Linked DNA regions of Homo sapiens: region 2 is linked to region 1. A link is a loop called in an ENCODE intact Hi-C map of the cell type or tissue named here. Cell type or tissue: heart right ventricle. All regions are shown on one strand. Each heading gives the region's core, and the rest is flanking DNA. Links, peaks and the distances in the headings are about the cores only.

Region 1 (16,231 bases), core at 2,563-10,562:
ACTACAAAAAGAATGTTTCAAACCTGCTCTATGAAAGGGAAGGTTCAAATCTGTGACCTGAATGCAAACATCAGAAAGAAGTTTCTGCGAATGCTTCTGTCTACTTTTTATATTGGCATTCCCATTTCCAACGAAATCCTCAAAGCTATCCAAATATCCACTTGCAGATTCTATAAAAAGATTTTTTCCAAACTGTTCTATCAAAAGAAAGGTTCAACTCTATTAGTTGGGTACACACATAATAAACAAGTTTCTGAGAATGCTTCTGTGTAGTTTTTAAGGGAAGATATTTCCTTTTTCACCATAAGCCACAGAGCTCTCCAAATGTCCACTTCCAAATACTACAAAAAAAGTGTTTCAAACCTGCTCTATGAAAGGGAATGTTTAACTCTGTGACTTGAATGCAGACATCACAAAGATGTTTCTGAGAATGCTTCTGTATAGATTTTATATGAAGATATTCCCATTTCCAACGAAATCCTCAAAGCTATCCAAATAACCACTTGCAGATTCTACAAAAAGTCTGTTTCGAAACTGCTCTATCAAAAGAAACGTTCAACCCTGCTAGTTGAGTACACACATCGCAAACAAGTTTCTGAGAGTTCTTCTGTTTATTTTTATGGGAAGATGTTTCCTTTTTCACAGTAGGACTCAAAGCGCTCCAAATGTCCACTTCCAGATACTACGAAAATTGTGTTTCAAACCTGCTCTATGAAAGAGAATGTTCAAATCTGTGACTTGAATGCAAACATCACAAAGAAGTTTCTGAGAATGCTTCCACTTTTTATATGAATATAATACGTTTCCAACGAAATCCTCAAAGCTATCCAAATATCCACTTGCAGATTCTACAAAAAGAGTGTTTCAAAACTGCTCTATCAAAAGAAAGGTTCAACTCTGTTAGTTGAGTACACACATCACAAACAAGTTTCTGAGAATGCTTCTGTCTAGTTTTTATGCGAAGATATTTCCTTTTTCACCATAGGCCACAAAGCGTTCCAAGTGTCCAGTTCTAGATACTACAAAAACAGTGTTTCAAACCTGCTCTAGGAAAGTGAATGTTCACTTCTGTGACTTGAATGCAAACATCATGAAGATGTTTCTGAGAATGCGTCCTTCTAGATTTTATGTGAAGATATTCCCTTTCCCAACGAAATCCTCAATCTATCCAAATATCCACTTGCAGACTCTACAAAAAGAGTGTTTCAAAACTGCTCTATCAAAAGAAAGGTTCAACTCTGTTAGTTGAGTACACACATCACCAACAAGTTTGTGAGAATGCTTCTGTCTAGATTTTATATGAATATATTCCCATTTCCAACGAAATCCTCAAATCTATCCTAATATCCACTTGCAGATTCTGCAAAAAGAGTGTTTCAAAACTGCTCTATCAAAAGAAAGGTTCAACTCTGTTAGTTGATTACACACATCACAAACAAGTTTCTGAGAATGTTTCTGTCTAGTTTTTATGGGAAGATATTTCCTTCTTCACTATAGGCCAAATAGCGCTCCAAATGTCCAGTTGCAGATACTACAAAAAGAGTGTTTCAAACCTGCTCTATGAAAGGGAATGTTCAACTCTGTGACTTCAATGCAAACATCACAAAGAAGCTTCTGAGAATTCTTCTGTCTAGATTTTATATGAAGATATTCCCTTTCCAACGAAATCCTCAAAGCTCTCGAAATATCCACTTGCAGATTCTACAAAGAGTGTTTCAAAACTGCTCTATCAAAAGAAAGGTTCATCTCTGTTAATTGAGTACACACATCACAAACAATTTTCTGAGAATACTTCTGTCTGGTTTTTTTTTTATGCTTTTATTTTTAGGGTACCTCTGCACATTGTGCAGGTTAGTTACATATGTTTACATGTGCCATGTTGGTGCTCAGCACCCACTAACTCGTCATCTAGCATTAGGTATATCTGCCGAAGCTATCCCTGCCCCCTCCCCCCACCACACAACAGTCCCCAGAGTGTGACATTCCCCTTCCTGTGTCCATGTGACCTCATTGTTCAATTCCCACCCATGAGTGATAATATGCGGTGTTTGGTTTTTTGTTCTTGTGATAGTTTACTGAGAATGATGATTTCCAATTTCATCCATGTCCCTACAAAGACATGAACTCATCATTTTTTATGGCTGCATAGTATTCCATGGTGCATATGTGCCACATTTTCTTAATCCAGTCTATCATTGTTGGACATTTGGGTTTGTTCCAAGTCTTTGCTATTGTGAATAATGCCGCAATAAACATAGTGTGCATGTGTCTTTATAGCAGCATGATTTATAGGCCTTTGAGTATATACCCAATAATGAGATGGCTGGGTCAAATGGTATTTCTAGTTCTAGATCCCTGAGGAATCGCCACACTGACTTCCACAGTGGTTGAACTAGTTTACAGTGCCACCAACAGTGTAAAAGTGTTCCTATTTCTCCACATCCTCTCCAGCACCTGTTGTTTCCTGACTTTTTAATGATTGCCATTCAAACTGGTGTGAGATGGTATCTCATTGTGGTTTTGATTTGCATTTCTCTGATGGCCAGTGATGATGAGCATTTTTTCATGTGTTTTTTGGCTGCATAAATGTCTTCTTTTGAGAAGTGTCTGTTCATCTCCTTCACCCACTTTTTGATGGGGTCGTTTGTTTTCTCCTTGTAAATTTGTTTGAGTTCATTGTTGACTCTGGATATTAGCCATTTGTCAGATGAGTAGGTTGCGAAAATGTTCTCCCATTTTGTAGGTTGCCTGTTCACTCTGATGGTAGTTTCTTTTGCTGTGCAGAAGCTCTTTTGCTGAATTAGATCCCATTTGTCAATTTTGTCTTTTGTTGCCATTGCTTTTGGTGTTTTAGACATGAAGTCCTTGCCCATGCCTATGTCCTGAATGGTAATGCCTAGGTTTTCTTCTAGGGTTTTTATGGTTTTAGGTTGAACGTTTAAGTCTTTAATCCATCTTGAATTGATTTTTGTATAAGGAGTAAGGAAGGGATCCAGTTTCAGCTGTCTACATATGGCTAGCCAGTTTTCCAGCACCATTTATTAAATAGGGAATCCTTTCCCCATTGCTTGTTTTTGTAAGGTTTGTCAAAGATCAGATAGTTGTAGATATGCGGTGTTATTTCTGAGGTCTCTGTGCTGTTCCATTGATCTATATCTCTGTTTTGGTACCAGTACCATGCTGTTTTGGTTACTGTAGCCTTGCAGTATAGTTTGAAGTCAGGTAGTGTGATGCCTCCAGGTTTGTTCTTTTGTCTTTGGATTGACTTGGTGATGCGGGCTCTTTTTTGATTCCATATGAACTTTAAAGTAGATTTTTCCAATTGTGTGAAGAAAGGCATTCGTATCTTGATGGGGATGGCATTGAATCTGTAAATTACCTTGGGCAGTATGGCCATTTTCACGATATTAATTCTTCCTACCCATGAGCATGGAATGTTCTTCCATTTGCTTGTATCCTCTTTTATTTCGTTGAGCAGCGGTTTGTAGTTCTCCTTGAAGAGGTCTTTAACGTCCCTTGTAAGTTGGATTCCTAGGTCTTTTATTCTCTTTGAAGCAATTGTGAATGGGAGTTCACTCATGATTTGGCTCTCTGTTTGTCTGTTGTTGGTGTATAAGAATGCTTGTGATTTTTGCTCATTGATTTTGTATCCTGAGACTTTGCTGAATTTGCTTATCAGCTTAAGGAGATTTTTGGCTGAGATGATGGGGTTTTCTAAATATACAATCATGTCATCTGCAAACAGGGACAATTTGACTTCCTCTATTCCTAATTGAATACCCTTTATTTCTTTCTCCTGCCTTATTGCCCTGGCCAGAACTTCCAACACTATGTTGAATAGGAGCGGTGAGAGAGGGCATCCCTGTCTTGTGCCAGTTTTCAAAGGGAATGCTTCCAGTTTTTGCCCATTCAGTATGATATTGGCTGTGGGTTTGTCATAGATAGCTCTTATTATTTTGAAATACGTCCCATCAATACCTAATTTATTGAGAGTTTTTAGCATGACGGGTTGTTGAATTTTGTCAAAGGCCTTTTCTGCATCTATTGAGATAATCATACGGTTTTTGTTGATGGTTCTGTTTATATGCTGGATTACGTTTATTGATTTGCATATGTTGAACCAGCCTTGCATCCCAGCGATGAAGCCCACTTGATCATGGTGGATAAGCTCTTTGATGTGCTGCTGGATTCAGTTTGCCTATATTTTATTGAGGATTTTTGCATCAATGTTCATCAAGGATATTGGTCTAAAATTCTCTTTTTTGGTTGTGTCTCTGCCCGGCTTTGGTATCAGAATGATGCTGGCCTCATAAAATGAGTTAGGGAGGATTCCCTCTTTTTCTATTGATTGGAATAGTTTCAGAAGGAATGGTACCAGTTCCTCCTTGTACCTCTTGTAGAATTCGGCTGTGAATCCATCTGGTCCTGAACTCTTTTTGGTTGGTAAGCTATTGATTATTGCCACAATTTCAGCTCCTGTTATTGGTCTATTCAGAGATTGAACTTCTTCCTGGTTTAGTCTTGGGAGAGTGTATGTGTCCAGGAATTTATCCATTTCTTCTAGATTTTCTAGTTTATTTTCGTAGAGGTGTTTGTAGTATTCTCTGATGGTAGTTTGTATTTCTGTGGGATTGGTGGTGATATCCCCTTTATTATTTTTTATTGTGTCTATTTGATTCTTCTCTCTTTTTTTCTTTATTAGTCTTGCTAGCGGTCTATCAATTTTGTTAATCCTTTCAAAAAACCAGCTCCTGGATTCATTAATTTTTTGAAGCGTTTTTTGTGTCTCTATTTCCTTCAGTTCTGCTCTGATTTTAGTTATTTCTTTCCTTCTGCTAGCTTTTGAATGTGTTTGCTCTTGCTTTTCTAGTTCTTTTAATTGTGATGTCAGGGTGTCAATTTTGGATCTTTCCTGCTTTCTCTTGTGGGCATTTAGTGCTATAAATTTCCCTCTACACACTGCTTTGAATGCGTCCCAGAGATTCTGGTATGTTGTGTCTTTGTTCTCGTTGGTTTCTAAGAACATCTTTATTTCTGCCTTCATTTCGTTATGTACCCAGTAGTCATTCAGGAGCAGGTTGTTCAGTTTCCATGATGTTGAGCGGTTTTGAGTGAGATTCTTAATCCTGAGTTCTAGTTTGATTGCACTGTGGTCTGAGACATAGTTTGTTATAATTTCTGTTCTTTTACGTTTGCTGAGGAGAGCTTTACTTCCCACTATGCGGTCAATTTTGGAATAGGTGTGGTGTGGTGCTGAAAAAAATGTATATTCTGTTGATTTGGGGTGGAGAGTTCTATAGATGTCTATTAGGTCCGTTTGGTGCATAGCTGAGTTCAATTCCTGGGTATCCTTGTTGACTTTCTGTCTCGTTGATCTGTCTAATGTTGACAGTGGGGTGTTAAAGTCTCCAATTATTAATGTGTGGGAGTCTAAGTCTCTTTGTAGGTCACTCAGGACTTGCTTTATGAATCTGGGTGCTCCTGTATTGGGTGCATATATATTTAGGATAGTTAGCTCTTCTTGTTGAATTGATCCCTTTACCATTATGTAATGGTCTTCTTTGTCTCTTTTGATCTTTGTTGGTTTAAAGTCTGTTTTATCAGAGACTAGGATTGCAACCCCTGCCTTTTTTTGTTTTCCATTGGCTTGGTAGATCTTCCTCCATCCTTTCATTTTAAGCCTATGTGTGTCTCTGCATGTGAGTTGGGTTTCCTGAATACAGTACACTGATGGGTCTTGACTCTTTATCCAATTTGCCAGTCTGTGTCTTTTTTTTTTTTTTTTTTTTTTTGAGACGGAGTCTCGCTCTGTCGCCCAGGCTGGAGTGCAGTGGCGGGATCTCGGCTCACTGCAAGCTCCGCCTCCCAGGTTCACGCCATTCTCCTGCCTCAGCCTCCCAAGTAGCTGGGACTACAGGCGCCCGCCACTACGCCCGGCTAATTTTTTGTATTTTTAGTAGAGACGGGGTTTCACTGTTTTAGCCGGGATGGTCTCGATCTCCTGACCTCGTGATCCGCCCGCCTCAGCCTCCCAAAGTGCTGGGATTACAGGCATGAGCCACCGCGCCCGGCCCAGTCTGTGTCTTTTAATTGGAGCATTTAGTCCATTTACATTTAATGTTAATATTGTTATGTGTGAATTTGATCCTGTCATTATGATGTTAGCTGGTGATTTTGCTCGTTACTTGATGCAGTTTCTTCCTAGTCTCGATGGTCTTTACATTTTGGCATGATCTTGCAGCGGCTGGTACTGGTTGTTCCTTTCCATGTTTAGTGCTTCCTTCAGGAGCTCTTGTAAGGCAGGCCTGGTGGTGACAAAATCTCTCAGCATTTGGTTGTCTGTAAAGTATTTTATTTCTCCTTCACTTATGAAGCTTAGTTTGACTGGATATGAAATTCTGGGTTGAAAATTCTTTTCTTTAAGAATGTTGAATATTGGCCCCCACTCTCTTCTGGCTTGTAGGGTTTCTGTCGAAAGATCCGCTGTTAGTCTGATGGGCTTCCCTTTGAGGGTAACCCGAACTTTCTCTCTGGCTGCCCTTAACATTTTTTCTTTCGTTTCAGCTTTGGTGAATCTGACAATTATGTGTCTTGGAGTTGCTCTTCTGGAGGAGTATCTTTGTGGCGTTCCCTGTATTTCCTGAATCTGAATGTTGGCCTGCCTTGCTAGATTGGGGAAGTTCTCCTGGATAATATCCTGCAGAGTGTTTTCCAACTTGGTTCCATTCTTCCCATCACTTTCAGGTACACCAATCAGACGTAGATTTGGTCTTTTCACATAGTCCCATATTTCTTGGAGGCTTTGCTCATTTCTTTTTATTCTTTTTTCTCTAAACTTCCCTCCTTGCTTCATTTCATTCATTTCATCTTCCATCGCTGATACCCTTTCTTCCAGTTGATCGCATTGGCTCCTGAGGCTTCTTCATTCTTCACGTAGTTCTCGAGCCTTGGTTTTCAGCTCCATCAGCTCCTTTAAGCACTTCTCTGTATTGGTTATTCTAGTTATACATTCGTCTAAATTTTTTTCAAAGTTTTCAACTCTTTGCCTTTGGTTTGAATGTCCTCCCATAGCTCAGAGTAATTTGATCTTCTGAAGCCTTCTTCTCTCAGCTCATCAAAGTCATTCTCCATCCAGCTTTGTTCCGTTGCTGGTGAGGAACTGTGTTCCTTTGGAGGAGGAGAGGCGCTCTGCTTTTTAGAGTTTCCAGTTTTTCTGTTCTGTTTTTTCCCCATCTTTGTGGTTTTATCTACTTTTGGTCTTTGATGATGGTGATGTACAGACGGGTTTTTCGTGTGGATTTCCTTTCTGATTGTTAGTTTTCCTTCTAACAGAGAGAACCCTCAGCTACAGGTCTGTTGGAGTACCCTGCCGTGTGAGGTGTCAGTGTGCCCCTGCTGGGGGGTGCCTCCCAGTTAGGATGCTTGGGGGTCAGGGGTCAGGGACCCACTTGAGGAGGCAGTCAGCCCATTCTCAGGTCTCCAGCTTCATGCTGGGAGAACCACTGCTCTCCTCAAAGCTGTCAGACAGGGACATTTAAGTCTGCAGAGGTTACTGCTGTCTTTTTGTTTGTCTGTGCCCTGCCCCCAGAGGTGGAGACTACAGAGTCACGCAGGCCTCCTTGAGCTGTGGTGGGCTCCACCCAGTTCGAGCTTCCTGGCTGCTTTGTTTACCTAAGCAAGCCTGGACAATGGCGGGTGCCCCTCCCCCAGCCTCACTGCCGCCTTGCAGTTTGATCTCAGACTGCTGTGCTAGCAATCAGCGAGACACCGTGGGCTTAGGACCCTCTGAGACAGGTGCGGGATATAATCTCGTGGTGAGCCGTTTTTTAAGCCCGTAAGAAAAGCACAGTATTCAGGTGGGAGTGACCCGATTTTCTAGGTACCATCCTTCACCCCTTTCTTTGACTCGGAGAGGGAACTCCCTGACTCCTTGAGCTTCCCAAGTGAGGCAATGCCTTGCCCTGCTTCGGCTCACGCATGGTGCATGCACCCACTGACCTGCGCCCACTGTCTGGCACTCCCTAGTGAGATGAACCCGGTACCTCAGATGGAAATGCAGAAATCATCCATCTTCTGCGTCGCTCATGCTGGGAGCTGTAGACCAGAGCTCTTCCTATTCGGCCATCTACACACACATCACAAAGAAGTTTCTGAGAATGCTTCTGTCTAGTTTCTATGTGAGGATATTTCCTTTTTCACCATAGGCCTCCAAGTGCTGCAAGTGTCCACTACCAGATACAACAAAAAGAGTGTTTCAAAGCTTCTCTATGAAAAGGAATGTTCAACTCTGTGAGTTGAATGCAAACATCACAAAATAGTTTCTGAGAATGCTTCTGTCTGGTTTTTATGTGAAGATAATCCAGTTTCCAATGAAATCCTCAAAGCTATCCAAATATCCACTTCCAGATTCTACGAAAAGAGTGTTTCAAAACTGCTCTATCAATAGAAGAGTACAACTCTGTGAGTTGAGTACACACATCCCAAGGAAGTTTCTGAGAATTCTTCTGTCTAGTTTTTATGCGAAGATATTTCCTTTTACACCATAGGCCTCTAAGCGCTCCAAATGTTCACTTACAGATTCTACAAAAAGAGTGTTTCAAAACTGCTCTATGAAACGGAATGTTCAACTCTGTGATTTGAATGCAAACATCACAAAGAAGTTTCTGGGACTGCTTCTGTCTAGTTTTTAAGTGAAGGTATTCTCGTTTCCAACGAAATCCTCATAGCATTCTAAATATCCACTTGCAGATTCTACAAAAAGGGTGTTTCAAAACAGCTCTATCAAAAGAAAAGTTCAACTCTGAGAGTTGAGTACACATATCACAAAGAAGTTTCTGAGAATTCTTCTGTCTAGTTTTTATGGGAAGATATTTCCTTTTTCACCATAGGCCTCAAAGGGCTCCAAGTTTCCACTTACAGATTCTACAAAAAGAGTGTTTCAAAACTGCTCTAGGAAAACGAATGTTCAACTCTGTGAGTTGAATGCAAGCATCACAAAGTAGTTTCTGACAATGCTTCTGTCTAGTTTTTATGTGAAGAGATACCTGTTTCCAACGAAGGCCTCAAAGCTGTCCAAATATCCACTTGCAAATACTACAACAAAAGTGTTTCCAATCTGCTCTATCAAAAGAAAGATTCAACTCTGTGAGTTGAATGCACACATCACAAAGAATTTTCTGAGAATGCTTCTGTATAGTTTTTAATTGAAGATATTCCTGTTTCCAGTGAAATCCTCAAAGCTATCCAAATATCCACTTTCAGATTCTACAAAAAGAGTGTTTCAAAACTCCTGTCTCAAAAGAAATGTTCAACTCTGTGAGTTGAGTGCACACATCACAAAGAAGTTTCTGGGAATGCTTCTGTCTAATTTTTATATGAAGATGTTTCCTTTTTCACCATAAGGCACAAATCGCTCCAATTGTCCACTTCCAGATACGACAAAAAGAGTGTTTCAAAACTGCTCCATGAAAAGGAATGTTCATCTCTGTGAGTTGAATGCAAACATCACAAAGAAGTTTCTGAGAATGCTTCTCTCTAGTTTTTATGTGAAGATATTCCCGCTTCCAATGAAATACCCAAAGCTATCCAATTATCCATTTTGAGTTTCTCCAAAAAGAGTGTTTCAAAACTGCTGTATTAAGGAAAGGTTCAACTCTCTTTGTTGAGTACACACATCATAAAGAAATTTCTGAGAATGCTTCTGTCTAGTTTTTATGTGAAGATATTTCCTTTTTCACCATAGACCTCAAAGCGCTCAAAATGTACACTTCCAGATACTACAAAAAGAGTGTTTCAAAACTGTTCTATGAAAAGGAATGTTCAACACTGTGAGTTGATTGCGAGCGTCACAAAGAAGTTTCTGACAATGCTTCTGTCTAGTTTTTCTGTGAAGATATTCCCGTTGCCAACAAAAGCCTCATAGCTATCCGAATATCCACTTGCAGATTCTACAAAAAGAGTGTTTCAAAACTGCTGTATCAAAAAAAATGTTCAACTATGTAAGTTGAGTACACACATCACGAAGCAGTTTCTGAGAATACTTCTGTCTAGTTTTCTGTGAAGATATTTCCTTTTTAACCAAAGGCCTCAAAGCGCTGCAAATCTCTACTTTCAGATACTACAAAAAGAGTGTTTCAAAACTGCTCTATGAAAGGGAATGTTCATCTCTGTGAGTTGAATGCAAATATCACAAATTAGTTTCTTAGAATGTTTCTGTCTCGTTTTTATGTGAAGATATTCCCACTTCCAAGGAAATACTCAAAGCGATCCATATACCCACTTGCAAACCCTACAAAAAGAGTGTTTCAAAACTGCTCTTTCAAAAGAAAAGTTCAACCCTATAAAGTTGAGTACACACATCACAAAGAAGTTTCTGAGAATTCTTCTGTCTAGTTTTTATGGTAAGATATTTTCAACATAGCCCTCAAAGCGCTCCAAGTTTCCACTGACAGGTTCTTCAAAAAGAGTGTTTCAAAACTGCTCTATGAAAAGGAACGTTAAACTCTGTGAGCTGAATGCAAGCATCACAAAGAAGTTTCTGAGAATGCTTCTGATTAGTTTTTATGAGAAGATATTCCCGTTTCCAACGAAACCCTTAAAGCTATCCAAATATCTACTTGCAGATCCTACAGAAAGAGTTTTTCAAAACTGCTGTATGAAAAGAAAGGTTCAACTCTGTGAGTTGAGTACACACATGACCAAGAAGTTTCTGAGAATGCTTCTGTCTCCTTTTTATGTGAAGATAATTCCTTTTTCACTGTAGGACCCAAAGCGCTCCAAATGTCCACTTGCAGATACTACGAAAAGAGTGTTTCAAAAATGCTCTATGAAAGGGAATGTTCAACTCTGTGAGATGAATGCAAACATCACAAAGACATTTCTGAGAACGCTTCTCTCTAGTTTTTATGTGAAGATATTCACTTTATCAACGAAATCCTCAAAGCTATCCAAATATCCACTTGCAGATGCTACAAAAAGAGTGTTTCAAATCTGCTCTATCAAAAGAAAAGTTGAACTCTGTGAGTTGAGGACTCACATGACAAAGAATTTTCTGAGAATGCTTCTGTCTAGTTTTTATATGAAGATATTTCCGTTTCCAACGAAAGCCTCAAAGCTGTCCAAATATCCACTTGCAGATTCTACAAAAAGAGTGTTTCAAAACAGCTCCATTAAAAGAAATGTTCAAATCTGTGAGTTGAGTACACACATCACAAGGAAGTTTCTGAGAATTCTTCTGTCTAGTTGTTATGGGAAGATATTTCCTTTTTCACCATAGGCCTCAAAGTGCTCCAAGTTTCCACTTACAGATTCTACAAAAAGAGTGTTTCAAAACCGCTCTATGAAAAGGAATGATCAATTCTGCGAGTTGAATGCATGCATCAAAAAGTAGTTTCTGAAAATGCTTCTGTCTAGTTTTTATGTGAAGATATACCCAATTCCAGCAAAGGCCCCAAAGCTGTCCAAATATCCACTTGCAAATTCTACAAAAAGAGTGTTTCCAACCTGCTCTACCAAAGGAAAATTTCATCTGTGTGAGTTGAATGCACACATCACAAAGAAGTTTCTGAGAATTCTTCTCTCTAGTTTTATGTGCAGATATCCCCGTTTCCAACGAAATCCTTTATGCTGTCCTTATATGCACTTGTAAATTCCACAAGAAGAGTGTTTCAAAACTGCTGTATCAAAGGAAAGGTTTAACTCTGTGAGTTGAGTACGCACATCACAAAATAGTTTCTGAGAATACTTCTGTCTACTTTTTATGTGAAGATACTTCCTTTTTCACCATAGGTCTCAAATCGCTCCAAATGTCCACTTGTAGATTCCATAAAAAGAGTGTTTCAAAACTGCTCTATGAATAGGAATTTTGAACTCTGTGAGATGAATGCAAGCATCACAAATAAGTTTCTGAGAATGCTTCTCTCTGGTTTTTATGTGAAGATATTCCCTTTTCCAACGAAATCCTCAAAGCTATCCAAATATCCACTTGCACACCCTACAAAAAGAGTGTTTCAAAACTGCTCTATCAAAAGAAAAGTTCAAATCTGTGAGTTGAGTACACTCATCACAAAGAAGTTTCTGAGAATTCTTCTGTCTAGTTTTTATTAGAAGATATTTCCTTTTTCAGCATATGCCTCAAAGAACTCCATGTTTCCACTTACAGATTCTTCAAAAAGAGTGTTTCAAAACTGCTCTATGAAAAGGAATGTTCAACTCTGTGAGTTGAATACAAGCATCAAAAAAAGTTTCTGAGAATGCTTCTGTCTGGTTTTTATGTGAAGACATTCCCGTTTCCAACGAAAGCCTCAAAGCTATCCAAATATCCACTTGCAGATTCTACAAAAAGAGTGCTTCAAAACTGCTCTATCAAAAGAAAGGTTCAACTCTGTGAGTTGAGTACACACATCACAAGGAAGTTTCTGAGAATTCTTCTGTCTAATTTTTATTGGAAGATATTTCCTTTTTCAGCATATGCCTCAAAGAGCTCCAATTTTCCACTTACAGATGCTTCAAAAAGAGTGTTTCAAATCTGCTCTATGAAAAGGAATGTTCAACTCTGTGAGTTGAATAAAAGAATCACAAAAAAGTTTCTGAGAATGCTTCTGTCTAGTTTTTATGTGAAGACATTCCCGTTTCCAACGAAAGCCTCAAAGCTACCCAAATATCCACTTTCAGATTCTACAAATAGACTGTTTCCAAACTGCTGTATCAAAAGAAAGGTTCAACTCCATGATTTGAGTACACACATCACAAAGAAGTTTCTGAGAATGCTTCTGTGTAGTTTTTATATGAAGATATTTCCTTTTTCAGCATAGGCCTCAAAGCGCTCCAAATGTCCGTTTCCAGGTACTACAAAAAGAGTGTTTCAAAACTGCTCTATGAAGGGGAAAGTTTAACTCTGTGAGTTGAATGCAAACATCACAAAGAAGTTTCTGAGAATGGTTCTGTCGAGTTTTTGTGTGAAGATATTTCCGTTTCCAACAAAAGCCACAAAGCGCGTCAAATGTGCACTTGCAGATTCCACAAAAAGAGTGTTTCAAAACTTCTCTAAGAAAAGAAAGGTTCAAATATGTGAGTTGAGTGCAGACTTCACAAATAAGTTTCTGAGAATGCTTCTGTCCTAGTTTTTATATTATTTCCTGTTTCACAATAGGCCACAAAGCACACCAAATGTCCACTTGCACATTCTACAGAGTGTTTCAAAACTGCTGTATCAAAAGAAAGGTTCAACTCTGTGAGTTGAATGCACACATCACAAAGATGTTTCTGATAATGATTCTGTCTAGTTTTTATGTGGAGATATTCCCGTTTCGAACGAAGGCCTCAAAGTGCTACAAATGACAACTTGCAGATTCTGCGAAAAGAGTGCTTCAAAACTGCTCTATGAAAAGAAATGTTCAACTCTGTGAGTTGAATGCAAACCTCACAAAGAAGTTTCTGAGAATGCTTCTGTCTGGTTTTTATGTGAAGATATTACCATTTCCAACGAAAGCCTCAAAGCTGTCCTAATATCCACCTGTGAATTCTACAAGAAGAGTGTTTCAAAAGTGCTCTATCAAAGGAAAGGTTTAACACTGTGAGTTGAGTACACACATCACAAAGCAGTTTCTTAGAATGCTTCTGTCTAGTTTTTATATGAAGATATTTCCTTTTTCACCATAGGCCTCAAAGCACTCCGAATGTCCACTTCCAGATACTGCAAAAAGAGTGTTACAAAACTGCTCTATGAAAGAGAATATTCAACTCTGTGAGTTGAATGCAAACATCACAAAGAAGTTTCTGTGAACGCTTCTGTCTAGTTTTTATGTGAAGATATTCCCGTTTCGAACGAAGACGACAAAGCACTCCAAATGTCCACCTGCAGATTCCAGAAAAAGAGTGTTTCAAATCTCCTCTATCAAAAAAATGCTTAAACTCTGTCAGTTGAGTACACACATCACAAAGAAGTTTCTGTGAATTCTTCTGTGTAATTTTTATGGGAAGATATTTCCTTTTTCACGATAGGCCTCAAAGAGCTCCAAAAGTCCACTTGCAGATACTACAAAAAGTGTGTTTCAAAACTGCCCTATGAAAAGGAATATTCAACTCCGCGAGTTGAATGCTAACATCAAAAACAACTTTCTGAGTATGCTTCTGTCTAGTTTCTATGTGAAGATATTCCCGTTTCCAGCGATGGTCTCAAAGCTGTGCAATATCCACTTGCAAATTCTACAAGAAGAGTTTTTCAAATCTGCTGCATCAAAACAAAGGTTCAACTCCGTGAGTTGAATGCACACATCACAAAGAATTTTCTTAGAATGCTTTTGTTTAGTTATTATGAGAAGATATTCCCGTTTCCAACGAAAGACTCAAAGTTGTCCAAATATGCACTTGTAAATGTTTCAAAAAGAGTGATTCAAAACTGCGCTATCAAAAGAAAGAATCATCTCTGTGAGTTGAGTACACACATCACAAGGAAGTTTCTGAGAATGCTTCTGTCTAGTTTTTATGGGAAGATATTTCCTTTTTCACCATAGGCCTCAAAGCACACAAAATGTCCACTTGCTGATCCTACAAAAAGAGTGTTTCAAAAATGCTCTATCAAAAGAAAGGTTAAACTCTGTTAGTTGAGTACACACATCACAAACAAGTTTCTGAGAATGCTTCTGTCTAGTTTTAATGTGAAGATATTCTCGTTTCCAACGAAAGCCTCAAAGCTATCCAAATATCCACTTGCAGACACTACAAAAAGATTGTTTCAAAACTTCTCTATCAAAAGAAAGGTTAAACTCAGTGAGTTGAGTACACACATCACAAAGAAGTTTCTGAGAATGCTTCCGTCTAGTTTTTATGTGAAGATATTCCCGTTTCCAATGAAGGCCACAAAGCGCTCTAAATGTGCACTTGCAGATTACACAAAAAAAGTGTTTCAAATCTGCTCTATCAAAAGACAGGTCCAAATACGTGAGTTGAGTGCTCACATCACAAATAAGATTCTGACAATGCTTCTGTCTAGTTTTTATGTTAAGATACTTCATTTTTCACCATAGGCCTCAAAACACACCAAAATGTCCACTTGCAGATCCTACAAAGAGAGTGTTTCATAACTGCTCTATAAAAAGACGGATTCAACTCTGTGAGTTCAATGCACATATTGCAAAGATATTTCTGATAATGATTCTGTCTAGTTTTTATGTGAAGGTATTCCCTTTTCGAACGAAGGCCTCAAAGTGCTCCAAATGACCACTTGCAGATTCTACAAAAAGAGTGTTTAAAAACTACTCTGTGAAAAGGAATGCTCAAATCTGTGTGTTGAATGCAAACATCACAAAGAAGTTTCTGAGAATGCTTCTGTCTAGTTATTATGTGAAGATATTCCCGTTTCCAACGAAAGCCTAAATCCTATCCAAATATCCACTTGCAGATTCTACAAAAAGAGTGTTTCAAAACTGCTCTATCAAAAGAAAATTCAACACTGTGATTTAAGTACACACATCACAAAGAAGTTTCTGAGAATACTTCTGTCTAGTTTTTATGTGAATATATTTCCTTTTTCACCATGGTCCTGAAAGCGCTCCAAATGTCCAATTCCAGATACTACAAAAAGAGTGTTTCAAAACTGCTCTATGAAAGGGAATTTCCAACTCTGTGAGGTGAATGCAAACTTCACTAAGATGTTTCTGAGAATGCTTCTGTCTCGTTTTTATATGAAGATATACCCGTTTCCAACGAAGGCCACAAAGCACTCCAAATGTCCACTTGCAGATTCCACAAGAAGAGTGTTTCAAATCTCCTCTATCAAAAGAAAGGTACAACACTGTGAGTTGAGTACACACATCACCAAGAAGTTTCTGAGAGTTCTTCTGTCTAGTTTTTATGTGAAGATATTTCCTTTTTCACTATAGGCCTCAAAGCGTACCAAAAGTCCACTTGCAGATACTACAAAAAGTGTGTTTCAAAACTACCCTATGAAAAGGAATGTTCAACTCCATGAATTGAATGCAAACATCACAAGGATGTTTCTGAGTATGCTTCTGTCTAGTTTTTATGTGAAGATATTCCCGTTTCCAGCGAAGGTCTCAAAGCTGTCCAAATATCCACTTGCAAATTCTACAAAAAGAGTGTTTCAAATCGGCTCTATCAAAAGAAAGTTTCAACACTGTGAGTTGAATGCACACATCACAAAGGAGTTTCTGAGAATGCTTCTGCCTAGTTTTTATGTTAAGATGTTTCCTTTTACACCATGGGCCTCAAA
Region 2 (16,231 bases), core at 2,586-10,585, 50 kb before region 1:
ACATACCAGAATCTCTGGGACACATTTAAAGCAGTGTGTAGAGGGAAATTTATAGCACTAAATGCCCACAAGAGAATGCAGGAAAGATCCAAGATTGACACCCTAACATCACAATTAAAAGAACTAGAAAAGCAAGAGCAAACACATTCAAAAGCTAGCAGAAGGCAAGAAATAACTAAAATCAGAGCATAACTGAAGGAAATAGAGACACAAAATTTGTCCCCGTTAGAGAGGGACAAACTTTCAAACAACAGCGAGAGTGTCCTGAAATCCTCTGTTATGGACAAACATTCAGACCCTCGTCCCTGTTTTCTGGAAATCTACGTGAGGGAGAAACACTCAGAACCCAGCAGCAGTGTTCTGGAATCCTATGTGAGGAACAATCATTCAGACCCCAGCAGCAGTGTTCTGGAATCCTATGTGAGGAACAAACATTCAAACAACAATGAGAGTGTTCTGGAATCCTATGTGAGGGAAAACATTCAGACACATGTTGCAGTGTTCTGGAACCCTATGTGACAGAGAGATGTTTGGACAACAGCAGCAGCGTTCTGTAATCCTATGTGAAGGGACAAACATTCAGACCCTCGTAGCAGTGTTCTGGAATCCTATGTGAGGGATAAACTTTCAGACCATAGCAGAAGTTTTCTGGAAACCTATGTGAGGAACAAACATTCAGACAATCATAGCAGTGTTCTGGAATCCCATGTGAGGAACAAACATTCAGACCCTCGTAGCAGTGTTCTGTAGTGCTGTGTGAGGGACAAACATTCAGACAATCGTATCAGGGTTCTGGAATCCTATGTGAAGGCCAACATTCAGACCCTAGCAGCAGTGTTCAGGAATCCTATGTGAGGAACAAACAATCAGACCACAGCAGGTGTGCTCTGGAATCCTTTGTGAGGAACAAGCCTTTAGACCCTTGTAGCAGTGGTCTGGAATGCTATGTGAGGGACAAACATTCAGACAATCATAGCAGTGTTCTGGAATCCTATGTGAGGGACAAACATTCAGACCACAGCCGCAGTGTTCTGGAATCCTATCTGAGGGACAAACTTTCAGACATTTTTAGCTGTGTTGTGGAATCCTGTGTGAGGAACAAACATTCAAACAACAGCAGGAGTGTTCTGGAATCCTATGATATGAAAAAACATTCAGACCCTCGTCGCACTCTTCTGGAATTCTATGTGAGGGAGCAAAATGCAGAATCTAGCAGCAGTGTTCTGGAATCCTATGTGACGGCAATACATGTAGACCCCATCAGCATGTTCTGGAATCCTATCTGAGGGACAATAATTTGGACCCCAGCAGCAGTGTTCTGGAACCCTATGGTAGGGCAATTATTCAGACCCTCATAGCAGTGTTGGGGAATTCTGTGTGAGGGACAAAAAATTCAGACCCTCATAGCAGTGTTCTGGAATTCTATGTGAGGGATAAACATTCATACCAGAGCAGGAGTGTTCTGGAATCCCCAACGAAGAACAAACATTCAAACCCTTGTAGCAGTGTTCTGGAATCCTATGTGAGGAACAAACATTCAGACCCTCGTGTTAGTGTTCTGGAATCCTATGTGAGTGACAAACATTCAAACAACAGCGGGAGTGTTCTGGAATCCTGTGTTATGGGCAAACATTCAGAACCTCGTTGTAGTGTTCTGGAATTCTGCATGAGGGAGAAATGCTCAGAACCCAGCAGCAGTGTTCTGGAATTCTATGTGACAGACATACATGTAGACACCAGCAGCAGTGTTCTGGAATCTTATGTGAAGGACAAACATTCAGAAACCAGCAGCAATGTTCTGGAATCCTATGTGAGGGAAAGTCATTCAGACCTAGTAGCAGTGTTCTGGAATTCTGCTTGAGTGACAATCATTCAGACCATCATAGCAGTGTTATGCAATCCTGTGTGAGGGACAAACATTCAGACACATCGGGAGTGATCTGGAATCCCCTGTGAGGAACAAACTTTCAGACCCTCGTGGCACTGTCCTGGAATCCTATGTGACGGACAAACATTTCCACCCCACCAGCTGTGTTCTGTAATTCAGTGTGAGGGACAAACATTCAGAACCTCGAAGCAGTGTTCTGGAATCCAATGTGAGGGACAAACGCTCATACAATTGCAGTATTGTTCTGGAATCCTGTGAGGGAAAAACAAACAACAGCAGCTGTGTTCTGGAAACCTATATTATGGACAAACATTCAGACACTCGTCACAGTGTTCTGGGACCCTGTATTAGAGACAAACATTCAGACAATCATAGCAGTGTTCTAGAATCTTTCGTAAGGGACAAACATTCAGACCCCAGCAGCAGTATTCTGGAATCCTGTGTGACGGACAAACATTCAAACAACAGCAAGAGTGTTTTGGAATCCAATGTTATGGACAAACGTTCAGAAACTCGTCGCAGTGTTCTGGAATTCTATGTGAGGGAGAAACACTCAGAACCCAGCAGCTGTGCTCTGGAACCGCATGTGAGGGACAAACATTCGGACCACAGCAGGATTGTTCTGGAATCGTATGTGAGGGACAAACACTCGGAACACAGCAGGAATGTTTTGGAATCCTATGTGAGGGACAAACATCCAGACCCTCATAGCAGTGTTCAGGAATCCTATGTGGGGGAGAAACATTCAGACCACAGCAGGAATGTTCTGGAGTCCTAAGTGAGGAGCAAACATTAAGACCCTCATGGCAGTGTTCTGGAATCCTACGTGAGGGACAATCATTCAGACCCACGTAGCAGTGTTCTGGAATTCTGTGTGAGGGACAAACATTCAGACCCTCGTAGCAGTGTCCTGGAATCCTGTTTGACAGACAATCATTCAGACCACAGCAGGAGTGTTCAGGAATCCCCTGAGAGGAACGAACAATCCGACCCTCGTAACGGTGTTCTGGATTCCTATGTGAGGGAAAAACATTCAGACCCTCATAGCAGTGTTCTGGAATCTTAAGTGAGGGACAAACATTCAGACACTCATAGCAGTGTTCTGGAATCCTATGTGAGGGACAAACATTCAAATAACAGCGGGAGTGTTCTAGAATCCCATGTTACAGAAAAACATTCAGAAACTGGTCACAGTGTGCTAGAATTCGATGTGAGGGAGAAACACTCAGAACCGAGCATCAGTGTTCTGGTATCCTCTCTGACGGACATGCATGTAGACCCCAGCAGCACTGTTCTGGAATCCTATTTGAGGGACAAACATTCAAACAACAGTTAGAGTGTTCTGGAATCCTGTGTTACGGACAAGCATTCACACCCTCGAGGCAGTGTTCTGGAGTTCTACTTTAGGGAGAAACATTAAGAACCCAGCAACAGTGTTCTGGATCCCTATGTGAGGGACAAACATTCAGATCACAGCAGGATTGCTCTAGAATCATATGTGAGGGAGAAATACTCAGAACACAGCAGGAATGTATTGGAATCTGATGTGAGGGACAAACATGCAGGCACTCGTAGCAGTGTTCAGGAATCCTATGTGAGGGACAAACTTTCAGACCACAGCAGGAGCGTTCTGGAATCCCATGTGAGGGACAAACATTCAAACAATAGTAGCATTGTTCTAGAAACCTACTTGAGGGACAAATATTCAGATTCCAGCAGCAGTGTTCTGGAATCTTATGTGAGGGACAAACTTTCCGGCCACAGCAGGAGTGTTCTGCAATCTTATGTGAGGAACAAACACTCAGAACACAGCAGGAGTGTTTTGGAATCCAATGTGACAGACAAACATTCAGACACTTGTAGCAGTGTTCTGGAATCCTATGCGAGTGAGAAACACTCAGAACCCAGCAGCAGTGTTCTGGAATCCTATGTGACGGACATACATGTACACCCCAGCAGCAGAGTTCTGGAATCCTATGTGAGGGACAAGCATTCAGACCCCAGCAGCAGTATTCTGGAATCCTATGTGAGGGACTGTCATTCAGAAACTCGTAGCAGTGTTCTGGAATTCTGTGTGAGAGACAAACATTCAGAACCTCATAGTAGTTTTCCAGAATCCTATGTGACGGACATTTAGACCCTAGCTGCAGTGTTCTGGAATGCTATGTGAGGGACAAACACTCAGAACACAGCAGGAGTATTTTGGAATTCTATGTGAGGGACAAACATTCAGACCCTCGTAGCAGTGGTTCAGGAATCCTATGTGAGGTACAAACATTCAGATTCTTGTAACATTGTTCAGGAATGCTATGTGACGGACAAACATTTAGACCCCAGTAGCAGTGTTCTGGAATCCTTTGTGTGGGACAAACATTCACACCCTCGTAGCAGTGTTCTGGAATCCCTTGTGAGGGACAAACACTCAGAACCCAGCAACAGTGTTCTGGAACCATATGTGAGGGACAAGCATTCACACCACAGCAGGATTGTTCTGGAATCCTATGTGAGGGTCAAACTCACAGAACACAACAGGAGTGTTTTGGAATGCAATGTGAGGGACAAACATTCAGACCCTCGAAGCAGTGTTCAGGAATCCTATGGAAGGGACAAACATTCAGACAACCGTAGCAGTGTTCTGGTGTCCTATGTGAGGGACCAGCATTCAGACCCTCGTAGCAGTGTTCTGGAATTCTGTATGAGGGACAAACATTCATACCCTCTTAGCCGTGTTCTGAAATCCTTTGTGAGGGACACACATTGAGACCACAGCAGGAGTGTTATGGAATCTGCTGTGAGGAACATTCAGACACTCGTAGCTTTGTTCTGGAATCCCATGTGATGGACAAACATTTATACCTCAGCAGCAGTGTTCTGGAATCCTATGTGAGGGACAAACTTTCAGAGCATCATAGCAGTGTTCTGTAATCCTAGGTGAGGGATAAACATTCTGACAATCGTAGCAGTGTACTGGAATCCTATGTGAGAGACAAACATTCAGACCCCAGCAGCAGTGTTCTGCAATGCTATGTGAGGGACAAACATTCAAACAAGAGCGGGAATGTTCTGGAATCCTATGTTATGGTCAAACATTCAGAATATTGTCTCAATTATCTGGAATTCTATGTGAGGGAGAAACACTGTGAACCCAGCAGCAGTGTTCTGGAATCCCATGTGACTGGCATACATGTAGACCCCAGCAACTGTGTTCTGGAATCCTATGTGAGGGATAAACATTCACACCCCAGCAGCAGTGTTCTGGAATCTGATGTGACCAACAAACATTTAGAACCCAGCAGTGTTCTGGAATAATATGTGAGGGACAAACATTCAGACCCCAGCAGCAGTGTTCTGGAATCCTATGTGACCGACAAACATTTAGAACCCAGCAGCAGCATTCTGGAATCCTATTTGAGGGACAAACATTCAGACCCTCGTAGCAGTGTTCTGGAATATTATGTGAAGGCAAAATATTCAGACAATCGTAGCAGTGTTCTGGAATCCTATGTTAGGGACAAACTTTGAGACCCCAGCAGCAGTGTTCTGGAATCCAACGTGAGGGACAAACATTCAAAGAAGAGCGTGAGTTTTCTGGAGTCCTATGTTATGAACAACATTCATACCCTCATCGCAGTGTTCTGGAATTCTATGTGAGGGAGAAACACACAGAACCCAACAGCAGTGTTCTGGAATCCTATGTGACAGACATACATGTAGTCCCCAGAAGCAGTGTTCTGGAATCCTACTTGAGGGACAAACATTCAAACAACAGCATGAGTGTTTTTGAATCCTATGTTACCGACAAACATTCCGAACCTCGTCACAGTGTTCTAGAGTTCTATGTTAGGGAGAAACATTCAGAACTCAGCAGCAGTTATCAGCAACCCTGTGTGTGTGACAAACATTCAGACAATAGCAGGACTGTTCTAGAATTCTATGTGAGGGACAAACACTCAGAACACAGTAGGAGTGTTTTGGAATCTGATGTGAGGGACAAACATTCATACTGTCGTAGCAGAGTTCAGGAATCCTTTCTGAGGGCCAAACATTCAGAACACAGCAGAAGTGTTCTGGAATCCCATGTGAGGGACAAATATTCAGACCCTCGTAGCACTGTTCTGGAATCCTATGTGAGGGACCAGCATTCATACAATCGTAGCATTTTTCTGGAATCCTATGTGAGGGAAAAACAGTCAAACAACAGCGAAACTGTTTGGGAAACCTATGTTTCAGACAAACATTCAGACCCTCTTCGCAGTGTTCTTTAATCATATGTGGGGGACAAACATTCATACAATCGTAGCATTTTTCTGGAATCCTCTGTGAGGGACAAACATTCAAACAACAGAGGGAAAGCCCTGGAGTCCTAAGTAACAGAAAAACTTTCAGACCCTCATATCAGTGTTCTGAAATTCCAAGTGAGGGAGAAACACTCAGAACCCAGCAGCTGTGTTCTGGAATCCATTGTGACGGACTTACAAGTGGACCCCAGCAGCCGTATTCTGGAATCCTATGTGTGGCACAAACATTGAGACCCCAGCAGCCGTGTTCTGGAATCCTATGTGAGGGACAATCATTCAGACCCTCGAAGCAGTGTTCTGGTACTCTGCATGAGGGACAAACATTCAGACCCTCATAGCAGCGTTCTGGAATCCTATGTGAGGGACAAACTTTCAGACAATCGTAGCAGTGTTCTGGAATCCTATGTGAGCGACAAACTTTCAGACAATCGTAGCAGTGTTCTGGAATCCTATGTGAGAGACAAACATTCAGACATTGGTAGCAGTGTTCTGGAATTCTATGTAAGGGAGAAACATTCAGAACCTCGTAGCAGTGTTCTGGAATCCTGTGTGAGGGACACACATTCAGACAACAACAGGAGTGTTCTGAAAAACCCTTTGAGGAACAAACATTCATAACCTCGTAGCAGTGTTCTAGAATCCTGTGTGACAGACAAACATTATGACTCCAACAGCTTTGTTCTGGAACCCTTTGTGAGGGAAAAACATTCAGACCCTCGTAGCAGTGTTCTGGAATCCTGTGTGAGGGACAAACTTTCAGACACCAGCAGAAGTGTTCTGGAATCCTATGTGAGGGACAAACATTCAAAAAACAGCGAGAGTGTTCTGGAATACTATGTTACAGAAAAACATTCAGAACCTCTTTGCAGTGTTCTGGAATTCTATGTGAGTGAGAAACACTGAGAACCCAGCAGCAGTGACCCTATGTGAGGGACAAACACTCAGAACACAGCAGGGACATTTTGGAATCCTATGTGAGCAACAAACATTCAGAATCTCGTAGTAGTGTTCAGGAATCCTATGTGACGTACAAATATTCAGAACACAGCAGGAGTATTATGGAATCCTGTGTGAGGGACAAACATTCAGACTCTCATAGCAGTGTTCCGGAAACCTATGTGAGGGACAATCTTTAAGAGAATCTTTGCAGTGTTCTGGAATCCTAAGTGAGGGACATACACTCACACCCCAGCAGTAGTGTTCTGGAATCCTATGGGAGGGACAAAAATTCAAACAACTGCAGGAGTGTTCTGGAATCCTATGTTATGGACAAATATTCAGAACTTCTTCGCAGTGTTCTGGAATTCTATGTGAGGGAGACACACTCGCAACCCAGCAGCAGTGTTCTGGAATCCTATGTGAGGGACAATCATTCAGACCCTCATAGCAGCATTCTGGAATTGTGTGTGAGGGACAAACATTCACAACCTCATAGCCGTGTTCTGAATTCCTGTGTGAGGCACAAACATTCACACCAAAGCAGGACTCTTCTGGAATCCTCTGTGAGGAACAAACATTCAGACCCTCGTAGCTGTTCTCTGGAATCCTATATGACAGACAAACATTTAGAACTTCTCAACAGTGTTCTGGAATCCTATGTGAGGGACATTCAGACCCTCGTAACAGTGTTCTGGAAACCTGTGTGAGGGACAACCATTCAGAACCCAGCAGCAGTTTTCTGGAGTCCTAAGGGAGGAACAAACATTCAAACAACAGCGGGAGTGTTCAGGAATCCTATTTTATGGACAAACATTCAGACCCTCATCACAGTGTTGAGGAATTTAAGGTGAGGGAGAAACGCTTAGAACCCAGCAGGAGTGTTCTGGAGCCCTATGTGAGGGACAAACATTCAGACCACAGCAGGATTGTTCTGGAATCCTATGTGAGGGGCAAACATTGAGACTACAGCAGGAGTGTTTTGGAATCCTATGTGAGGGATAAACATTCAGACTCTCGCAGCATTGTTCAGGAATCCTATGCAAGGGACAAACATTCAGACCACAGCATGAGTGTTCTGGAATCGTATATGAGGGAAAACATTCAGACCCTCGCCGCAGTGTTCTGGTATGCCATGTGAGTGAGAAACATTGAGACAATTGTAGCAGTGTTCTGGAATCCTATGTTATGGACAAACATTCAGAACCTCGTCTCAACGTTCTGGAATTCTAGGTGAGGGAGATACATTCAGAACCCAGCAGCAGTGTTCTGGAATCCTATGTGAGGGACAAACATTCAGACCACAGTAACAGTGCTCTGGAATCCTTTGCTAGGGACAATTATTCAGACCCTTGTATCAGTGTTCTGCTATTAAGTGTGAGGGACAAACATTCAGACCCTCGTAGCAGTGTTCTGGAATCCTGTGTGAGTTAGAAACATTCAGACTGCAGCAGGAGTGTTCTGGAATCCCCTGTGAGGGACAAACATTAAGACGGTTGTAGCTGTGTTCTGGAATCCTATGTGAGGAATGAACATTCAGACCATCATAGCAGTGTTCTGGATTCCTGTGTGAGTGATAAACATTCAGACCAAATCTGCAGTGTTCTGGAATCCTATGTAAGAGACAAACATTCAGACCCTCATAGCAGTGTTCTGGAATCCTACGTAACGGACATTCAGATAATTGTAGCAGTTTCCTGGAAACCTCTGTGAAGGACAAACTTTCAGACCCTAATAGCAGTGTTATGGAATTCCATGTGAGACACAAACATTCAGACAATCCTAGCAGTGTTCTGGAATCCTATGTGAGGGACAAACATTCAGACCCCAGCAGCAATGTTCTGGAATCCTATGGGAGGGACAAACTCTCAGAAAATAGCAAGAGTATTTTGGAATCCTATCTGAGGTATAAACACTCAGAACCTCATAGCAGTGTTCAGGAATCCTATGTGAGGGACAAACATTCAGACCACAGCAGGAGCATTCTAGAATCCTATTTGAGGAACAAACATTCAGACAATCGTAGCAGTGTTCTGGAATCCTTTTTTTTTTTTTTAGCTTTTCTTTTTTTTTATTATACTTTAAGTTTTAGGGTACATGTGCACAACGTGCAGGTTTGTTACATATGTATACATGTGCCATGTTGGTGTGCTGCACCCATTAACTCGTCATTTAACATTAGGTATATCTCCTGATGCTATCCCTCCCTGCTTCCCCCAACTCACAACAGTCCCCGGTGTGTGATATTCCCCTTCCTGTGTCCATGTGTTCTCATTGTTCAATTCCCACCTATGAGTGAGAACATGTGGTGTTTGGTTTTTTGTGCTTGCAATAGTTTGCTGAGAATGATGGTTTCCAGCTTCATCCATGTCCCTACAAAGGACATGAACTCATCATGTTTTATGGCTGCACAGTATCCCATGCTGTACATGTGCCACATTTTCTTAATCCAGTCTATCATTGTTGGACATATGTGTTGGTTGCAAGTCTTTGCTAATGTGAATAGTGCTGCAATAAACATATGTGTGGATGTGTCTTTATAGCAGCATGATTTATAATCCTTTGGGTATATACCCAGTAATGGGATGGCTGGGTCAAATGGTATTTCTAGTTCTAGATCCCTGAGGAGTTGCCACACTGACTTCCAGAATGGTTGAACTGGTCCCACCAACAGTGTAAAAGTGTTCCTATTTCCCTACATCCTCTCCAGCACCTGTTGTTTCCTTTTTTTAATTATTATTATACTTCAAGTTTTAGGGTACATGTGCACAATGTGCAGGTTAGTTACATATGTATACATGTGCCATGTCGGTGTGCTGCACCCATTAACTCGTCATTTAGCCTTAGGTATATCTCCTAATGCTATCCCTCCCCCCTCCCCACACCCCACAACAGTCCCCGGAGTGTGATGTTCCCCTTCCTGTGTCCATGTGTTCTCATTGTTCAATTCCCACCTACGAGTGAGAACATGTGGTGTTTGGTTTTTTCTCCTTGTGATAGTTTACTGAGAATGATGATTTCCAATTTCATCCATGTCCCTACAAAGGACATGAACTCATCATTTTTTATGGCTGCATAGTATTCCATGGTGTATATGTGCCACATTTTCTTAATCCAGTCTATCATTGTTGGACATTTGGCTTGGGTCCAAGTCTTTGCTATTGTGAATAGTGCCACAATAAACATACGTGTGCATGTGTCCTTATAGCAGCATGATTTATAGTCCTTTGGGTATATACCCAGTAATGGGATGGCTGGGTCAAATGGTATTTCTAGTTCTAGATCCCTGAGGAATCGCCACACTGACTTCCACAATGGTTGAACTAGTTTACAGTCCCACCAACAGTGTAAAAGTGTTTCTATTTATCCACATCCTCTCTAGCACCTGTTGTTTCCTGACTTTTTAATGATTGCCATTCTAACTGGTGTGAGATGGTATCTCATTGTGGTTTTGATTTGCATTTCTCTGATGGCCAGTGATGGTGAGCATTTTTTCATGTGTTTTTTGGCTGCATAAATGTCTTCTTTTGAGAAGTGTCTGTTCATGTTCTTCACCCACTTTTTGATGGGGTTGTTTGTTTTTTTCTTGTCAATTTGTTTGAGTTCATTGTAGATTCTGGATATTAGCCCTTTGTCAGATGAGTAGGTTGCGAAAATTTTCTCCCATTATGTTGGTTGCCTGTTTGCTCTGATGGTAGTTTCTTTTGCTGTGCAGAAGCTCTTTAGTTTAATGAGATCCCATTTGTCAATTTTGTCTTTTGTTGCCATTGCTTTTGGTGTTTTAGACATGAAGTCCTAGCCCATGCCTATGTTCTGAATGGTAATGCCTAGGTTTTCTTCTAGGGTTTTTATGGTTTTAAGTCTAACATTTAAGTCTTTAATCCATCTTGAATTGATTTTTGTATAAGGTGTAAGGAAGGGATCCAGTTTCAGCTTTCTACATATGGCTAGCCAGTTTTCCCAGCACCATTTATTAAATAGGGAATCCTTTCCCCATTGCTTGTTTTTGTCAGGTTTGTCAAAGGTCAGATAGTTGTAGATATGTGACGTTATTTCTGAGGGCTCAGTTCTGTTCCATTGGTCTATATCTCTGTTTTGGTACCAGTACCATGCTGTTTTGGTGACTGTAGCCTTGTAGTATAGTTTGAAATCAGGTAGCGTGATGCCTCCAGCTTTGTTCTTCTGGCTTAGGATTGACTTGGCGATGCGGGCTCTTTTTTGGTTCCATATGAACTTTAAAGTAGTTTTTTCCATTTCTGTGATGAAAGTCATTGGTAGCTTGTTGGGGATGGCAATGAATCTGTACATTACCTTGGGCAGTATGGCCATTTTCCCAATATTGATTCTTCCTACCCATGAGCATGGAATGTTCTTCCATTTGTTTGCATCCTCTTATTTCATTGAGCAGGGGTTTGTAGTTCTTGAAGAGTTCCTTCACGTCTCTTGTAAGCTGGATTCCTAGGTATTTTATTCTCTTTGAAGCAATTGTGAATGGGAGTTCACTCATGATTTGGCTCTCTGTCTGTTATTGGTGTATAAGAATGCTTGTGATTTTTGTACATTGATTTTGTATCCTGAGACTTTGCCAAATTTGTTTATCAGCTTAAGGAGATTTTGGGCTGAGGCAATGGGGTTTTCTAGACATACAATCATGTCATCTGCAAACAGGGACAATTTGACTTCCTCTTTTCCTAATTGAATACCCTTTATTTCCCTCTCCTGCCTGATTACCCTGGCCAGAACTTCCAACACTATGTTGAATGGGAGTGGTGAGGGAGGGCATCCCTGTCTTCTGTGTTTTCAAAGGAAATGCTTCCAGTTTTTTCCCATTCAGTATGATATTGGCTGTGGGTTTGTCATAGATAGCTCTTATTATTTTGAGATACGTCCCATCAAAACCTAATTTATTGAGAGTTTTTAGCATGAAGGGTTGTTGAATTTTGTCAAAGTCCTTTTCTGCATCTATTGAGATAATCATGTGGGTTTTGTCTTTGGTTCTGTTTATATGCTGGATTACATTTATTGATTTGCATATATTGAACCAGCCTTGCATCCCAGGGATGAAGCCCACTTTATCATGGTGGATAAGCTTTTTGATGTGCTGCTGGATTCGTTTTGCCAGTACTTTATTGAGGATTTTTCATCAATATTCATCAAGGATATTGGTCTAAAATTCTCTTTTTTGGTTGTGTCTCTGCCTGGCCTTGGTATCAGGATGATGCTGGCCTCATAAAATGAGTTAGGGAGGATTCCCTCTTTTTCTATTGATTGGAATAGTTTCAGAGGGAATGGTACCAGTTCCTCCTTTTACCTCTGGTAGAATTCGGCTGTGAATCCATCTGGTCCTGGACTCATTTTGGTTGGTAAGCTATTGGTTATTGTCACAATTTCAGAGCCTGTTATCGGTCTATTCAGAGACTCGACTTCCTTGTTTAGTCTTGGGAGGGTGTATGTGTCGAGGAATTTATCCATTTCTTCTAGATTTTCTAGTTTATTGGCATAGAGGTGTTTGTAGTATTCTTTGATGGTAGTTTGTATTTCTGTGGGATTGGTGGTGATATCCCCTCTATCATTTTTTATTGAGTCTATTTGATTCTTCTCTCTTTTCTTCTTTATTAGTCTTGCTAGTGGTCTATCAATTTTGTTGATCCTTTCAAAAAACCAGCTCCTGCATTCATTAATTTTTTGAAGGGTTTTTTTGTGTCTCTATTTCCTTCAGTTCTGCTCTGATTTTAGTTATTTCTTGCCTTCTGCTAGCTTTTGAATGTGTTTGCTCTTGCTTTTCTAGTTCTTTTAATTGTGATGTTAGGGTGTCAATTTTGGATCTTTCCCACTTTCTCTTGTGGGCATTTAGTGCTATAAATTTCCCTCTACACACTGCTTTGTATGTGTCCCAGAGATTCTGGTATGTTGTGTCTTTGTTCTCGTTGGTTTCAGAGAACATCTTTATTTCTGCCTTCATTTCGTTATGTACCCAGTAGTCATTCAGGAGCAGGTTGTTCAGTTTCCACGTAGTTGAGCAGTTTTGAGTGAGTTTCTTAATACTGAGTTCTAGTTTGATTGCACTGTGGTCTGAGAGACAGTTTGTTATAATTTCTGTTCTTTTACATTTGCTGAGGAGTGCTTTACTTCCAACTATGTGGTCAGTTTTGGAATAGGTGTGGTGTGGTGTTGAAAAAAATGTATATTCTGTTGATTTGGGTTGGAGAGTTCTGTAGATGTCTATTATGTCTGCTTGGTGCAGAGCTGAGTTCAATTCCTGGGTATCCTTGTTGACTTTCTGTCTCATTGATCTGTCTAATGTTGACAGTGCAGTGTTAAAGTCTCCCATTATTATTGTGTGGGAGTCTAAGTCTCTTTGTAGGTCAGTCAGGACTTGCTTTATGAATCCTGGTGCTCCTGTATTGGGTGCATATATATTTATGATAGTTAGCTCTTCTTGTTGAATTGATCCCTTTATCATTATATAATGGCCTTCTTTGTCTCTTTCGATCTTTGTTGGTTTAAAGTCTGTTTTATCGGAGACTAGAATTGCAACCGCTGCCTTTTTTTGTTTTCCATTTGCTTGGTTGATCTTCCTTCATCCTTTTATGTTGAGCCTATGTGTGTCTCTGCACGTGAGATGGGTTTCCTGAATACAGCACACTGATGGGTCTTGACTCTTTATCCATTTTGCCAGTATGTGTCTTTTAATTGGAGCATTTAGTCCATTTACATTTAAAGTTAATATTGTTATGTGTGAATTTGATCCTGTCATTATGATGTTAGCTGGTTATTTTGCTTGTTAGTTGATGCAGTTTCTTCCTAGCCTGGATGGTCTTTACAATTTGGCATGATTTTGCAGTGGCTGGTACCGGTTGTTCCTTTCCATGTTTAGTGCTTCCTTCAGGAGCTCTTTTAGGGCAGGCCTGGTGGTGACAAAATCTCTCATCATTTGCTTGTCTGTAAAGTATTTTATTTCTCCTTCACTTATGAAGCTTAGTTTGGCTGGATATGAAATTCTGGGTTGAAAATTCTTTTCTTTAAGAATGTTGAATATTGGCCCCCACTCTCTTCTGGCTTGTAGAGTTTCTGCCAAGAGATCCGCTCTTAGTCTGATGGGCTTCCCTTTGAGGGTAACCCGACCTTTCTCTCTGGCTGCCCTTAACATTTTTTCCTTCATTTCAACTTTGGTGAATCTGACAATTATGTGTCTTGGAGTTGCTCTTCTCGAGGAGTATCTTTGTGGCATTCTCTGTATTTCCTGAATCTGAATGTTGACCTGCCTTGCTAGATTGGGGAAGTTCTCCTGGATAATATCCTGCAGAGTGTTTTCCAACTTGGTTCCATTCTCTCCATCTTTTTCAGGTACACCAATCAGACGTAGATTTGGTCTTTTCACATAGTCGCATATTTCTTGGAGGCTTTGTTCATTTCTTTCTATTCTTTTTTCTCTAAACTTCCCTTCTCGCTTCATTTCATTCATTTCATCTTCCATCTCTGATACCCTTTCTTCCAGTTAATCGCATTGGCTCCTGAGGCTTCTGCGTTCTTCACGTAGTTCTCGAGCCTTGGCTTTCAGCTCCATCAGATCCTTTAAGCACTTCTCTGTATTGGTTATTCTAGTTATACATTCGTCTAAATTTTTTTCAAAGTTTTCAACTTCTTTGCCTTTGGTTTGAAGTTCCTTCTGTAGCTTGGAGTAGTTTGATCATCTGAAGCCTTCTTCTCTCAACTCGTCAAAGTCATTCCCTGTCCATCTTTGTTCCATTGCTGTTGAGGAACTGCATTCCTTTGGCGGAGGAGAGGTGCTCTGCTTTTTAGAGTTTCCAGTTTTTCTGCTCTGTTTTTTTCCCCATCTTTGTGGTTTTATCTACTTGTGGTCTCTGATGATGGTGATGTACAGATGGGTTTTTGGTGTGGATGTCCTTTCTGTTTGTTAGTTTTCCTTCTAACAGACAGGACCTTCAGCTGCAGGTCTGTTGGAGTTTGCTACACGTCCACTCCAGACCCTGTTTGCCTGGGTAACAGCAGTGTTGGCTGCAGAACAGTGGATTTTCATGAACCGCGAATGCTGCTGTCTGATCGTTCCTCTGGAAATTTTGTCTCAGTGGATTGCCCAGCCATATGAGGTGTCTGTCTGCCCCTACTGGGGGTTGCCTCCCTGTTAGGCTGCTAGAGGGTCAGGGGTCAGGGACCCACTTGAGGAGGCAGTCTGCCCATTCTCAGATCTCCAGCTGCGTGTTGTGAGAACCACTGCTCTCTTCAAAGCTGTCAGACAGGGACATTTAAGTCTGCAGAGGTTACTGCTGTCTTTTTGTTTGTCTGTGCCCTGCCCCCAGAGGTGGAGCCTACAGAGGCAGGCAGGCCTCTTTGAGGTGTGGTGGGCTCCACCCAGTTTGAGCTTCCTGGCTGCTTTGTTTACCTAAGCAAGCCTGGGCAATGGTGGACGCCCCTCCTGCAGCCTCGCTGCTGCCTTGCAGCTTGAACTCAGACTGCTGTGCTAGCAATCAGCCATACTCCATAGCCATAGGACCCTCCGAGCCAGGTGCGGGATATAATCTCCTGTTGCACCGGTTTTTAAGCCTGTCAGAAAAGCGCAGTGTTCAGGAGAGGGTGACCCGATTTTCCAGGTGCCATCTGTCACCCCTTTCTTTGACTAGGAAAGGGAACTCCCTGACCCCTTGCACTTCCTGAGTGAGGCAATGCCTCACCCTGCTTCAGCTCCTGCACAGTGCACTGCACCCACTCTCCTGCACCCACTGTAGGGCTGGCACTTCCTAGTGAGATGAACCCAGTACCTCAGACGGAAATGCACAAATCATCCATCTTCTGTGTCGCTCACGCTGGGAGCTGTAGACCAGAGCTGTTCCTATTCGGCCATCTTGGCTGCCTTCCAGTGTTCTGGAATCCCATGTGATGGGCAAACATTCAGACAATCGTAGCAGTGTTCTGGAATTCTATGTGATGCACAAACATTCGGAACCTCATCACAGAGTGCTGGAATTCTATGTGAGGTAGAAACATTCAAACCCTTGTAGCAGTGTTCTGGAATCCTGTGTGAGGGGTAAACATTCAGACCAAAGCAGGAGTGTTCTGGAAACCCCTGTGGGGAACAAACATTCATAAC

What was found. Hi-C counts contacts between places; a loop is a spot of excess contacts. Peaks named below come from ENCODE experiments on the same cell type or tissue, not always from the same donor. Only the 100,000 strongest peaks of a DNase experiment are listed, where the experiment ranks them.
Region 2: a loop joins it to region 1, with 5 times the contacts of the local background. A loop is called at or near these places in 7 of 110 quality-filtered maps.

Annotation. Positions count from the first base shown.
Region 1 is chr9:40,865,497-40,881,727 of GRCh38, reverse strand. No RefSeq gene overlaps it. Among named protein-coding and RNA genes, the nearest start is that of MIR1299, 55 kb to the left of the region's middle. RefSeq lists enhancers at 1-333, 334-1,169, 1,170-2,006, 10,803-11,617, 15,272-15,856. In heart right ventricle, for the core only: no CTCF peak of the experiment used is centred there; no DNase peak of the experiment used is centred there.
Region 2 is chr9:40,915,549-40,931,779 of GRCh38, reverse strand. MIR1299 (microRNA 1299) reads left to right here and starts at 2,688; the gene lies at 2,688-2,770. In heart right ventricle, for the core only: no CTCF peak of the experiment used is centred there; DNase peaks (open chromatin) are centred at 2,639, 3,769, 4,459 and 6,409.